3 separate regions of the Homo sapiens genome follow, and all the other regions are linked to region 3. The links are chromatin contacts, found by Hi-C or POLR2A ChIA-PET in ENCODE. All regions are on one chromosome and are shown on one strand. The core of a region is the stretch at or near the end of the contact, and the rest is flanking DNA. Distances in the headings are between cores, read along the strand shown.

Evidence for each region. A loop is a pair of places that touch in the nucleus more often than their neighbours do. ChIA-PET counts read pairs that join two places held with the same protein, here RNA polymerase II (POLR2A). Pooled maps may share reads with other maps.
Region 1: a loop to region 3 is called in a pooled map, with 2.7 times the contacts of the local background. The contact joins two enhancer-like sites. A Hi-C loop is called at or near these places in 1 of 37 single-sample maps with no recorded cell type and 3 of 50 pooled maps. POLR2A ChIA-PET finds 5 or more read pairs at or near these places in 2 of 52 experiments (GM10248 and OCI-LY7).
Region 2: a pooled map shows a loop between it and region 3 (5-fold over the local background). The contact joins two enhancer-like sites. A Hi-C loop is called at or near these places in 11 of 37 single-sample maps with no recorded cell type and 7 of 50 pooled maps. POLR2A ChIA-PET finds 5 or more read pairs at or near these places in 2 of 52 experiments (GM10248 and OCI-LY7).

What each region holds. Positions count from the first base shown.
Region 1 is chr14:65,499,435-65,504,302 of GRCh38, reverse strand. All of the region lies in intron 2 of FUT8 (fucosyltransferase 8), which reads right to left. Among named protein-coding and RNA genes, the nearest start is that of MIR625, 31 kb to the right of the region's middle. RefSeq lists enhancers at 2,553-2,722, 2,753-2,812. Within about 2 kb of position 1,303, at least 2 of the 41 ENCODE cell types and tissues checked have a DNase peak (open chromatin) inside an H3K27ac peak, as active enhancers do.
Region 2 is chr14:65,460,064-65,464,894 of GRCh38, reverse strand. The region is part of intron 2 of FUT8 (fucosyltransferase 8); the gene reads right to left. Among named protein-coding and RNA genes, the nearest start is that of MIR625, 8.6 kb to the left of the region's middle. RefSeq lists enhancers at 947-1,116, 2,841-2,890. Within about 2 kb of position 3,019, at least 4 of the 41 ENCODE cell types and tissues checked have a DNase peak (open chromatin) inside an H3K27ac peak, as active enhancers do; they include OCI-LY7, where a contact is called at or near this core.
Region 3 is chr14:65,301,019-65,305,682 of GRCh38, reverse strand. No RefSeq gene overlaps it. Among named protein-coding and RNA genes, the nearest start is that of MIR4708, 32 kb to the left of the region's middle. RefSeq lists enhancers at 982-1,081, 3,212-3,281, 3,302-3,401 and a silencer at 2,632-2,731. Within about 2 kb of position 3,087, at least 10 of the 41 ENCODE cell types and tissues checked have a DNase peak (open chromatin) inside an H3K27ac peak, as active enhancers do; they include OCI-LY7, where a contact is called at or near this core.

The DNA of each region.
Region 1 (4,868 bases), core at 54-2,553, 200 kb before region 3:
CTTTGAAGCAAAGATTGGACAAATAGTTAAAATTATTTAAACAATTCCTGATCACCAAATGTCAACAAATTTAGTTAAAAAAAATTTTTAATCCATACAGTTAACATCCTACTTTAATATTTTTTCCTAAAAAAGAACATGAAAGTTCAACTAATACAAAAAAGCCTCGCAGTTTTAAAGAAGGGGGTGTAGGTGGGAGAAGTAAGAAATTCAAACAGCTTCAAGGACAAAAAGCATGTCCCACACCAGAACATATTTACAACTCTTCAACTTGAATTCAACTAACATCCAACTGCGGCAATCAGCCAAGCTTGGCAAATTAAAATAACAGTAATTTTGACAGATTATCTTCTATAAATATTCAAATATGAACATTTGTGTTCACGCAAAGGTCTCCATATGCCAATCAAAATGCTTTGTTAAGGATCCTAACATTGAGCTTTTTTCTTCACCCATCTGTAGGAATCCCCTGAATCCTTAACTTCCATTTTAACTCTCTCACCCCAGCTAATTGTGAGACACATTATCTGTCTAGTTGTAGCCTGAATTAAAAACTTAAGGATAACATTCACATAGTATCAACAGACAAAAGGAACCTAGAACCTTTCAAAATCTAGGTCTGTAAAGACAAAAGGAAAGATCCAGGAAGGCAGGGAGGGAAGGGCAGAGAGAGGCTCTTGAAGGATGGCAACCAAATGAAAGATTACCTTTCTATTTGTGTTAGCAGATAGAAATTACTGAAAGTAAAATCTAGATGTAAAGAGAAATTAACAATTTCATAAATTTGGGCTCTATTCAAAGTTTCATTTGGCTCAAGGCAAGATGCTGTGTTTTAATGACAAGTTTAAGTATATGAAACTGTCAAAAGCAGAGAAATGCCATCAGTATGAAATTCACACTAAACACACTTTTTGAAATCTGCAGATGTCCTATCATCAGGAACAATCAATAAATAAGAGTAACAATGGCTTTAATGAAAGCAAGTTATCTGATGCATGAATTTGTTAATTGTTCTATTCTGTCCTCCATTACTCAGTTTCCCTTAAATATGTACACAATTACCAAGCAGTCTCACGCCTTCCAGGAAAATTACAAGTGATAGGCACATTTCTGCATTCAGGGCAGCATTATATTATGGAAGAAAATTTAACCTATTCAGAAGCATATATTTCTCTGATCCTACCTGGAAAGAAACAGCTATAAATAGCTCTACTAAAATTGCTCAAAATATTTCTAGACGGGCAGGCTTACAATAGAAACTCTTACTTTATGATCACTCACCACTCAACCATCCAAGTCCAACACTGGATCTAAGCCAAACCAGTAGTTCTCAAGGGAGGGAAGGGAGTTAAAAAAGTCTGGTCTAGGGACCAGTAGCTCCAGCCTCCCCTGGGAGCTTGTTAGAAATGCACAATCTCAGGCCTTACCCAGGGACATATTGAATCAGAATCAGTATTTTACCAAGATCCTCAACTGATTCATATACACATTAAAATTGAAGAAGCTCTGCAGGAGGGGGAATTTTTGAATGAGTAAAAAAGGCATAATCTTTTCAGAGGTTGGTTACCACTGCAGACCACTGTTTGGCTAATAAGCAACCAATTTTAAAACTTTGTTTATGGGTAACATCATTACTTTTACCATTATTTATTTTACATTTTAAATAAGGGCTTTTAAAAAACAGAAATACCTCAAGAGGCAAAGAAGGAGTATCTAATGATTAAATGTAAGTTACCAAAAAAAGCTGTAACAGAATTATCTCAGAATAAGTGGACCCGGGCCGGGCACGGTGGCTCACACCTGTAATCCCAGCACTATGGGAGCCTAAGGCGGACAGATCACTTGAGGTCTGGAGTTCGAGACCAGCCTGGGCAACATGGTGAAACCCTGTCTCTACTAAAAAGACAAAAATTAGCCAGGCATGGTGGTGGGTGCCTATAATCCCAGCTACTCGGGAGGCTGAGGCAGGAGAATCACTTGAACCTGGGGGGTGGAGATTGCAGTGAGCTGAGATCCCACCACTGCACCCCAGCCTGAGTGACAGAGTGAGATTCTGTCTCAAAAAAAAAAATAACAATAAATAAGTGGACCCAGCCAGGCATGGTGGCTCACACCTGTAATCCCAGACCACTTGGAGGCCAACATGGGTGAATCACTCGAGGCCAGGAGTTCGAGACCAGCCTGGCCAACATAGCAAAACCTCGTCTCTACAAAAAATACAAAAATTAGCTGGGTGTGGTGGCAGGTGCCTGTAGTCCCAGCTACTTGGGTGGCTGAGGTGAGAGGACTGCTTGAGTTTGGGAGCTCGGGACTACAGAGAGCCAAGATTACACCACTATATTCCAGCCTGGGCATCAGAGCAAGACACTGTCTCAAAAAAAAAAAAGAAAGAAAAGAAAAGACAAAGTAGACCCGTCTCATGCCCCCTCCCCCATCACATTAACTAAACAAATTAATTTTTTAAATAATAATAACAACTTTCCTTCCAAACCCTCAGCATTAAGAATATCTGGGTCTGGGGTCCAAGTAGCTAGGAAAAGAGACCAAGAGACCAAAGGCCTATGGCCTCCTTTGACCAGAAGAGAAGGCTATATATACTGGTTATTCAGCTATTTTCTCTCAGATCCAAATCTACCCTTTAATACTCATCTTTGTAATACTGAAAATAAAACTCTGAAAACTACTTTTCTCTTCTGCAGCTAGCTTCCTCACACTGCCAATAAGGACACTAGAGGGAGAATGCAGTACATGCTTTTTCCAGTCAGCATTGCCCAGCATAGATCCTCCACCCCAGCAGTAGCAGTGATAACCACCAGCTTTTTCTGGCACTCTCAGAAATTCCCCTCAGACATACCAACAGCTGTCAGGAAGTACCCCCTCCAGAGGTTTTGAACCCCAATTCTATGAGGTCCCAACTCCAAGTTCTTATTTCCCCCTCAACCATATGAATAGTGGCTAATTCCTGCAAATATTGTCTCTGTGTTACCCCAGTGTTCCCTGTTTGCTTTTTCAGCCCTCCAATACCTGTATAATCCCTTCCCTGTATTAAATTTTCTGGGCTGAAATTTTTTGTTTTTGTTTGTAATTCTGTAGAGACAGGTCTTACTATGTTACCCAGGCTGGTCTCAAACTCCTGGTCTCAAGAAATCCTCCTGCCTCGAGTATTTAGTGTGGACTGTTTTCCTGACCTGATCCTAACTGAGCCATCATGGCTAGATGGAATAAAATTTAACATGATCTTGATCGCTTTGGAAAACGGTCTTCCCAAACATGGTAAGTCCATAAGAAAATATTTACTGCCTCTCCTCCAAAATAGGTGCAAGATGGGAAATGGATACAAGAAGCACAGTTGAGGAAGAAAGAAGAAGCATAACCTAAGAAAGGAATATATTGAAACAAATATCATGGCATAAAACACATTTTAACCCTGAAAAACATAAAGAAAAGGCCAATAAAAAGTCTGAAGCAAATACAAGTTTTCAACGCTAATGAAAACCACAGATTTTTAGATCTATATTCTTCTGCCTCTGCCATTGTTCAGTTTTGTTACAGCAGTTTTGTATCTAGTTTGGGTTATTACACTTTAAGGAGACTATTGAGAAATTAGGGAAAGTCCAAAGAAGACTATACAAATGATGAAAAGGGATAGGAAATAGGATCCATAAAGAAAGGTTCAACAGTCAAACCTTTTAGTCTAGCGAAAAGAAAACTTCAGGCCAACATATTAACTGCCTTCCAGTTTAAGAGTTCTAACCAGCTGTCCACCATCATCTCTACAGAGGAAATGAGCTTAAAATGGAAGACAACAAAGTAAGAGAAGACCTAAAATGTAGCTTCTTAGCTTATGACTCTCCTTCAGATAACTAAAGTGGTGGCTCTTAATGCTAGTTTCACAAGAGAATGATCCAGGATATTTTTACCGAAAGAAAAAATGATGATGATGATGACGACAATGATGACGACGATGATGCCCAGAACCCCAAAGGCAAAGCTCTAATTTAACTGGTATGACACAGAGCCAAGGCATAAAGAACAAAAAATATCTAAGTGTTTATAATATACTGAAAGCAGGAATGAGAACCACTTAATGGAACACTGCATAACTGTGCTACTCAAAGTGTGTTATAAGAATGAGCTACATCCAGATTACCAACAGGAGCTTGTTGGAAAGGTAACATCTCATCCTATTCCAAAACTACTGAATAAGAATCTACATGTTATTATGATCCCTACACAATCCCATATGCACATTAAAGTTTGAAAAACATTGTTCCATAACAGTTTGAAAGGGGCGTTAAGTGTGTATGTGAGACCAAACACCAGCCTAAAAATAACTAAGCTGAATTTTTCTGAGCTTTTAAATATAAAAATTTTTTTACCCTAAGGTCAATTAGAGTTTACTAAGAAGACTATTTTAGAGAGTGAATAATACTTATAACTAAATATTCAACACATACTATTTGCTGGCATTTTTTTTTTTTTTTTGAGACAGGGTCTTGCTGTGTTGCTCAGGCTGGAGTGCAATGGTACAATCACAGATCACTGCAGCCTGGATAGACCTCGATGGACTCAAGCAATCCTCCTGCCTCAGCCTCCCATGTAGCTGAGACTACAGGCACACACCACCGCACCAGCCTAAGTTTTTCATTTTTTATACATATGAGGCCTCGCTTGTTGCTCAGAATTATCTCGAACTCCTAGGCTCAAGTAATCCTCCCACCTCGGCCTCCCAAAGTGTTGGGATTACAGGCACAAGCCACTGCACCCAGCCCATTATTCTTTACAAATTGATTTAATCATCAACACACCTATAAAGTAGATATTTATTAATAATTAGTTATGGCAAAATAAGATATTAAATAATTTGC
Region 2 (4,831 bases), core at 1,770-4,269, 160 kb before region 3:
AATATTCTACAATCTGTAGAAGCAGAGTGAGCACTTCTAACTCATTCTCAGAGGCCAACATTACCCCGATCATAAGCCCAGGCAACAGCCTTACAAGAAAGGAAAATTACAGAACAATATCTTTCATGAACACAGAGGCAAATGTTCTCAAAAATCTCAGCAAATCACATTATACACCACGACCAAGTAGAGTATATTCCAAGTATGCAAGGTAGGTTCAACATCTAAAAGTCAATTAATGTAATCCAGGAAACAGAAAAAAAAAATCATACAATCAGATCATATCAATAGATGCAATAAAAGTATTTGATAAAATTCTACATCAGTTAATAATTACATGTTCTCAGCAAACTAGAAATAGAGGAGGATTTCCTCCACTTGATAAATAAAATTTACAAAAAACTTACAGCAAACACCATACCTAATGGTAAGAAACCAGATCCTTTCCCCGTAGGATCAGGAACAAGGCAAGGACTTCCCTTCTTACCACTCCTATTCAACATCATACTGGACATCCTAGCTAATGCAGTAAAACAAGAAAAGGACATAAAAGGTACACAAATTGAGAAGAAAGAAATAAAACTCTCTATTTGCAGATGACATGATCATCTATGTAAAAAAAAAAAAAAAAAAAACCCAAAGTACTGACCAACAAACTCCTGGAAATAATAAGCAATTACTACAGATTGTAAGATAAAAGGGGGAGATATTTGGGAACTCTCTGTAAGAAATTACAATTTCTCTGTAAACCTAAAACTGCCCTAAGAAATAAAAATCTATTTTAAAAAAACTCCAATTAAACAACTTTCACAGTAATACATTAATCCAGTATAGGTGCTTAAGAAAAAATATGTGTTCAACACGGTTTTCCTCCTTTGTTTCCTTTTTTCCCCAGTGGGGCTGCAGGGGTGGCTGGGGGAGCCAGGGAGAATCTCTCTAACTTCTCAAGCATCTTTGAGTCCAACAAAACACAACATGGAAAGTGAAGACTATACACCATAAAAGTGAATAATTCAAACACATCCATACCATCTTTTTCAATCTTTACCAATTCATAATTCTCTGAAACTAGAAAATATTTCTTACAAGTTGGAGGAACCTTATTTTCTTGGTAATATAAGTATACTGACTCCAAAACCTAAAATGAGAAGGAAAAGTACAAGGAACAGAGTTTAATCCAAGCTTGGATGATCAGCCACCATGGCCCCAGGAATGAAGAAAAAAAGAAAATCTTCCCAACAATCATCAAAACAGCCCACACCAAAAGTTCAAGTTACTTTCTGAGTAACTCCTTAACATTCTTTTCTTTAACACTAAGAAAATATATTAGCCAGGCACGGTGGCTGACTCCTGTAATCCCAGCACTTTGGGAGGCTGAGGTGGGGAACTGCTTGAGCACAGGAGTTCAAGATCAGCCTGGGCAACATGGCAAAACTCCATCTCTACAAAAAATGCAAAAAATTAGCCAGGCATGGTGGTGTGCACCTGCAATCGCAGCAACTCAGGAGGCTGATGTGGGAGAATCACCTGAGCCAAGGAGGTCAAGGCTGCAGTGAGCCGTGACTGCGCCAGTGCACTCCAGCCTGGGCAATAGAGTGAGGCCCTGTCTCAAAAAAATTAATAAAGAAAGATAAAAAATTCTCCTACTCTTTTAATTGACTAGAATAGAAATGTGAATAGAAATATGATAGAGGTATATCTTTTTATTATTGTAATTATGTCTATTTAATTTCTATATTCTGTCTGTTTTAACACATTTTATTTCAGGTATTGCTGGAGTGTTACTGCTAATTCTATATTCTAATGTATCTTCTAAAATTAATTAAATACATTACCATTGTTACAACATGTAGTGAGAGTCTCTGAATTGCCCAAATATCCACTATGAAAACACTTAGTACAATTTGTGTGTGATGGAAGGGCTACATACAGGAAGATCCTTAAGTTAAGTGGTGAGACAATCCTATCTCCCCCTGGTATATGGTTTTGAATTTCTTCCATATGGAATTAATAAAAATCCGTCCTTTCTCCTACTTCAGTAACTTTTGTCCAGATCTAAAAACATTGGTTCAACCTGTATTTATACTTATCATCAATATGTAGTCATTGTTCATTTGTAACTTCAAAGAACAAGCACATACATGACCACAGGGGGTTTTGGTAGTACCAAAGAATTTTTCAGTGCCCACAATATCTCTGTGCAGTAATTATTACATACTTTCAACATGATTCAAACAAAGAATTCAAATACGATACTACAGTGACCTATTTAAAACGCAAAGAAAATTCAATAGCACATGATTCACTTACACCTAGAATTCTAACACCATGCTCCACCTCACAGTACTATTACCATTCTCTAGTAAGAATTTTTCTAAAATCTCTTGACCACAAGAATGACATGACAGACAAACGTGGGCAATGAAGGGGGAAGGGGAACCACATTCTCATATTCACTTCAGGAAAGGTTATTTCATTTTATGAACTCAGCCTGAGAGTGCAGCATTTTTCTAACTTTAAGTGACCTGAAGAATGCTCTTCTTCCAAATACACTATTCAAGTTGAAAAACAAAATGGTAAGTCAGAGAGATCAGGGCAAACATCATGTTTACCTAATGTCTTCATTAATTAGCTTCACCCAAATAAACAAATTAATTTACGCAAGCTACATTCACAAGTTAGAGCCTATCTGATTAGCACTTAAAGCATTTTCTATTCCCTTTTTGTGACTCCAACAAGACTAATATTAATACAGTATGTAGCAGCCACTCAACATTATAAAACTTCAGAATGTGAGAACTAGAAATGTCTTAAAGATCATTTGGTTTACTCTTCTCTTCCTCAGGCCTCAAATTTTATCTATGAGGAAATTGAAACAAACCCAATAGTCCCACAGACTGTTCTTTTGGCACAAAAAGTATCAAAGAACTGAAACCAGATCACCCTACCAGATGCCAGACCCCTCATTCACCATTATTGCTTCCTCGCCCCTCCTCCCAAGTTCCTGTTTTCTTACACATTGTTAAAATCTATGTCTTCCCTGCTATATAAACCCTGGTTTTAGTCAGTCAGGGAGATGGAATTGAGACCAAGCTCCCATCTTCTCAGCTGCCGCCCCTGATTAAAGCCTTCTTCCTTGGCAATACTCATTGTCTCAGTGATTGGCTTTCTATGCAGCAAGCAGCAGGACCTAGACTGAACTCCTGGTGTATCAGTAACAAACTAATAGCTAAAGAAGACAGTAACTTTCTTAAGCTAGTTATTAACAGAGCAGAACTAAGGTACTCTGACTTCCAGACTGGTTTTCTTTCTACTATACCATGCTGTTGTCAAGAACTCTGAAGAACCTAAGATTTTACCCTACATGCAAGCTAACATCAGTCTGCCATAGTTTCATGGACACTGAGAGCAAACACTGTACCTACATACAGTTTGGGCACTGAAGACTGAAACTACATGTCCCCTATACTGAGTTAAATAAGTGTCCTCCCAAAATGTGTAACGGCTAGAAATAGGGTCTATGCAGATATAATCAAGTTGATATAATGTCATTCTGGATTAGGATGGACCCTAATACATGACTGGAATCCTTATAAGAAGGACATTTGAACACAAACACACACAGAGGGAAGATGTCATGTGAATACTGAGGTAGAGATTGGAGTTATGCTACCAAAAGTCAAGAAATACCAAGGATTTCTGGCATCCACCATAAGCTAAAAGAAGAAGGAAAGGATTCTTACCTAGAGCCTTCGGAGAGAGTGTGGCCCTGCCAACACCTTGATTTCAGACTGCTAACCTCCAAAACTGAAAGAATAAATTTCTGCTATATTAAGCCACCCAGTTTACAGTGCTTTGTTATAGCAGCCCTAGAAAACTAATACACACACACACAGCTTTCTAGGTACATTAACATGACTTTACCAGTCCACTGTCTTAATTAGCATAACTGCTATTCTAGGAGACAGCAGAAATATAATGTGATTGTTCATTACAGACCTTCTGGAAAGACCCATCAACTCTTCGGCAGTTTTCAAAATCTTACTGTTTCCACCAAACCTAAACTGTTTTATCATGATACCTACCCAATCCTAATCAAGCCTCATCGCCACCACTGAAAGATCCAACTTAAAACAAACTTCAAATTCTCAAATTTTGACCTCTCTAAGACCCTACCAAAGATTTTTTTAGGTGTTCTCCCTTACCACAATAAGCAATGAACTCAGCTTTGTTTTATCAATAGGATGTGTTAGTAGTGTAGCTGGTAAGCTAGCATCAGATAATCCTGGCAGAAGTTATGACACTCCTAGATCAGAAACAAAGAACAGTTTACTACTCACAACAATAGCATAGACAGAGTACCATATTTTTTACTGATTCCTCAAGCTCTAATTCCTAAAGGCCAATGAAAGGAAAACCAAGTGCACATACTGTGGGTTGCATTACAGGACAAGAAAACCTGAGCTTAATGAAACTCCAATCTTTAAAAGGAGCTACAAGCAAATATGCCCAACCTTTTTCCCTAGAGAGATTATCTTAATTATCCTGGACAGCAAAGAAATGTGCCATCTGTCCTAATGGAAGCACTATTTCTATCTTCCTAGGCTGTTTGCTAAACAGATTTCTTTGAAAAAGATAGCCCCCAACAAAAGCTATCAGTACTCTGCTCAGCGAATGTGCAGAAACAGAAGAGATCCATGGATTGAAGAGAAATGTCTCTCAATACCTATTTCCTTTGTCCTAAAAGACTAAAAAGATTCTTAGAGAATCAAGACAAAATTGGTACAATACAATGAGATGTTTCCAGAGAAAACATATAGAGCAAAAAGGT
Region 3 (4,664 bases), core at 1,838-4,337:
AAAGCAGAGTCTTCATCTATGATGAGTGCTACAAGAACACAGGCAGCTACAATGTAGCATCGGTCTGGCACAGGTCAACTTCTTTCTCAGCAAATCTAGTTTTTCCTAAGGAAGCAGCAGAGATCTATGGCAGACTCTAACACAGACACACCCATTCACTTTACCTCCAGAGCACTTTTCCCTTCCAGCTACTATATCCCCACATTTGCATAATTAAATGAGCCATTACACTGGTTTTTCCAAAACTAAGTAACCATCTGCCCTAAAGTTGTATCCATGTCTTGCCTCTTAGAAAATTCAAGACTCACTTCTGGATTCTTTTAAAAGCCTAGGTTTATTGTTGAATTTCCCTGTGTGTTTTCTCCTCTTTTCACAAACATTTCAAAAGTCTTCAGGTCAAAACTCAGTCCCACCTCAAACATCCTGAGCTCCCTTCTCTCAGGCAGTCTCTGAAGCACATGGCCCAGCCCTGTGATGGCGACAGCACAGGGAGATCTCCTTCCCATCAGAGTCACTGGTAGCTCTCTCCCCCTCACTACCACAGGGCCCTGACGTGGCTTTCACAAGAGTCCCACAGCAGGAAGATGCCACTCAGGGGGCACAAGCTGACTGGGATGCTAGAAGGGGATAGGATCAGAGATCAAGAAAAGCAGAAGAATAGCTTCCTCCACTTCCAGCTCTGTTCTCTTTTGTTCTCAGGCCAGGAGGGTGTTTAGCACCCTGAGGGGACCGTGTCCTGGACAGCTTAGTAAAAAGGAGAGAAGCCTGGGCACAGTGGCTCACACTTATAATCCCAGCACTTTGGGAGGCCGAGGCAGGCGGATCACGAGGTCAGGAGTTCGAGACCAGCCTGGCCAATATGGTGAAACCCTGTCTCTACTAAAAATACAAAAATTAGCTGGGCGTGGTGGCGGGTGCCTGCAATCCCAGCTACTCAGGAGGCTGAGGCAGAATTGCTTGAACCTGGGAGGCGGAGGTTGCAGTGAGCCGAGATCACACCACTGTACTCCAGCCTGGGTGACACAGTGAGAGACTCCGTCTCAAAAAAGAAAAAAAAAAAAAAAGGAGAGAAAATACAGAATCAATCTAAGTGCAAGTGTTATTCTCACTGGCACCTGCATGTGGGAGGCTGGCCAAGAGAGAAGAGCTAGGTGGAAGGAAGTGGCGCGAGGCAGATGAGGAGGCCAGAGGACAGGAGAAGGGGCTGGGCAGGGTCTCTGCCTTCCTGCCCTCTGGAGGCACTCACTTTATCACACTGGTGGCTAGGGATGCTGGGGTCAGGAGGGGCAGCGAAACAGGCTTGCACCTCCATGGGTGCCTCTGCCCTCATCCAGCACCCTATGCACAGGCCGCATGCCACTCTGGTCATGCCTACCATGGCTGGCAGGTGCTATTTATCACTGGGTCTTTTTACCTAAATGTGGCAGGGAGAGAGGATAAGGAGGGGAAACTCTTCACAGAAAAATGTTCTTTCTCTCTAGATCCACGGGCTCCTTATTCTTCACACGTCTGACTTGATCCTTTGCTTCTTCCAGATTCAGACCTTTCTTGTAAGTGGTCCCTTCCCGAGTCCCAGTGTGCTCATTCTTCCAGGGGCTCGTAGTTACTGCCTTGAGGGAACCGTTTGGGTGTCAGCCACCTGACCCCAGGTTACAAGCAGAGGAGCCACAATTAGCCTCTATTCAAACAAAGGATTCCATCTATAGAAGCTCATTTGTTTTCCTCGCTGCAGCTGGCTGGGCTGGGGGGCTGGGGGGCTGGGAGGGGGTTTCTCTGTCACTTTTTTCTTAAACTTTTCCTTTACATCCAGGAAATGACCAGTTCATTACAGTTAAAGAGTAAGTTAGGGGCCGTCCCAGCAACCAGCCAGCTCCTTGTATTTCGGGCTTTTTGTTCCATTAAAATACCAGAAGAGCTGTTTCATTCGGGCACTCCCTTTCCGGGGCTTGAAGAGAACCCAGAGGTGATTTCCAGCCATGGGTCTCCCTGTGAGCCTTGTAAACCCTCAAAATCACCACCCTCCCCTTGTATCAGGAAGCTTAGGGCAAACACCTCCAGCTCTAGTGAAAGCTGGATTTCCTACCCGCCTCCCACCCCTAACCCTCCAGCCCCATCCCCAAAGTACCACTGGATTCTGGAGTCAGATGAGCCCCAGCTGTGTCGCTTCCTAGCTTCGTGCTCATGGGCAAGTCAGTTAAACTCTCTGAGCCTCAGAAGGGAATAATGATAATGGTGATACCAACTCGGAAGGTTTGCAGAGATTAAAACCCAGTGGGATTTGTAAATGATGCTTAATAGACTTTAAAAGCCTATTTAAAGTTAGACAGCATCATTTCTCAGAATGCTGGGCTAGAGAGGAGCTTTTAAGATTTTTTCTTGTGTGCCTAGAATGTAAGCATCTGCAATGGCACTTCTAACACCCCTGGTGAGGGAGTCCTAATCAAATAAGGGTGGGTCTACTTGTCATGTGTCCTTCAAAGAGTTAAATACTAAAAAGAAACTTGCAAACCTTAAGGGAACCTCAGTGCTGGACACAGTGGGAGAAAATCTATCTCCGTTTCCTGATGGTTCTGGGTAACTGTGTGAACTTAAGAGGCTTAAGAAGACATAGGAAACAGTCACACCTGCCTCACAGATGATCTGAGTTGACAGTCACCCACAGCCCCCAAAGTTGTGGTGGCCTAGGAATGACAGCACAGAAAATCACCCCAGTTTCAGTCTGACTGGACCCCACCCTGCTCCCTCCCACCCCATCCCCTTCTGCCCTCTTTATTCTTGTCTCTCTGAATTGACAGTGGGTCAGGTCTGTCCAGAAAGGGTTAACCTTCAGGCTGTCGGCCAGGTGATTACTAAACTGGAGCCCTGACTTTTATTTACTGGCACATAAATCTTTGCTTTGACAATTGTGTCTGAGTGTTTTAACGCCTAGCTGGCCCTGCTGGAGTTTGTTTGACCATGTTTTGAAAAGTGACTTCAGTGCTTGTGGTAGTAATTGGCCTGGCACCACGAGCTGGCGACACGGCAGCGTGATGGACTGCAGCAATTTGAACTCAGCAGCTGATTTATTTTCTGTGGCTTTCTGCTTCTGCTGCTTCTGGTACTGCAAAGGCATGAAGTGGTCAAAGCCAACATGGGGCCCAGGGCCTTCTATCTGGTAGGTATGCATGGCGTGTGGAGGTGGTGTTTTTCTGCTAGATGTCCTTCTAGAAATGGCCAGGAATTTTCCAATGGCTCATGATAGAAAAGCCTCCTATGTAGTGTTTGGCCTGTGATAGTCCTTTGGGTTCAGTGTCTACCAGGTTGACCTGAGATACGCTTTGCATATCTCAGTGTAGACATAAACCCGAATGAGAACAAGCAGAGAAGATTTATGGAGAGCTCTCTATAGCGAGGGAGTCAGCCACTAGCACTTGGTTTTAGCAGATAGTCAAAGTCAGGCGGGGGAGTAGGCAAGCTTTAGAGTGAGAAAAAAAGGGGAGGGCTTCAGGTGTGCTCTGATAGGAGGTTGTTGGCATGAAAGAGCTGGAGGCAGGCTACTGAGAAGCAGGGTGCCCTATAGAATTGGTGTAGAGAGCATATCTGGCTTTCTCTGGTTGGTCCTGAGTTGGAAGGAGGGCCAAAATTTAGGGAACCTGGCAATGATTGACCAAGTCCTGACTGGGGGCTGATTGCTATAGAGGCTGTGGTTTGGCTTCCTGGGCTGGTCGCTACAGAGGCTGTGGATCAGAGTTCAGTTTTCATATATGGTCTGGCCATTGTCCATTTGCATATTTGGTCTCTCGATGGAGACTAAATTTGAGAATCCTGGTCAGTCTGGATTACGTTGGCATGGTTAAGCTGCTGCCTAGTAAAAATGTATTGCGCAGATGTTTATCATAGCGGTAGTTATAATTGCAAAAAAACACAAAACATAAAACAAGGCTGGAAACAGCCAGAATAGTCAATTTTATAGAATTAAAATTAAGGTGTACCCACATTGCGCTAAACTTTAAAAGTGAAGACATTCTAATGACATTGGAAATGTTTATAAATGTGATGCAAAATGACAACTTGATTCAAAAATCATACATACTATGTAATTTTAGGTATAAACAGAGGTTGGAGAGTCTTCCTGGCCCTTAATTTTTAGGTAAGATGTCCTCAAATACCCGTCACAGGGGTATAGGCAGTCCATTACCCCCCTGGGATTTCTGAAAACTTTCTGAAGATGCATACAATCGTCCTATGCATACAATCACCCAGGCTGTGAGCTCCTACTTCCCCAGGATTATTTAAATTCTGGAATATTGGCTCATCACCTGTCACACGCTGCCTCTAACCTATGCCATGTCAATCCAGTTGTAGAGCTCAGTTCTTTCCTTAATTTCAACAAAAACTCAGTCACCTAAGGCTTTGCATAGAGCAGAGGTATCCAATCTTTTGGCTTCCCTGGGCCACATTGGAAGAAGAAGAATTGTCTTGGGCCACACATAAAATACACTAACACTAACGATAGCTGATGAACTAAAAAAAAAAAAAAAAAAAAATGGTCCGTGCATAAATCTCATAATGTTTTAAGAGAGTATACAAATTTGTGTTGGGCCACATCCAAAGCCGTCCTGGGCCACATGCAGTCCGTAGGCCGCGGTTTAGACAAGCTTGGCATGGAGGGATTTATATCCTGC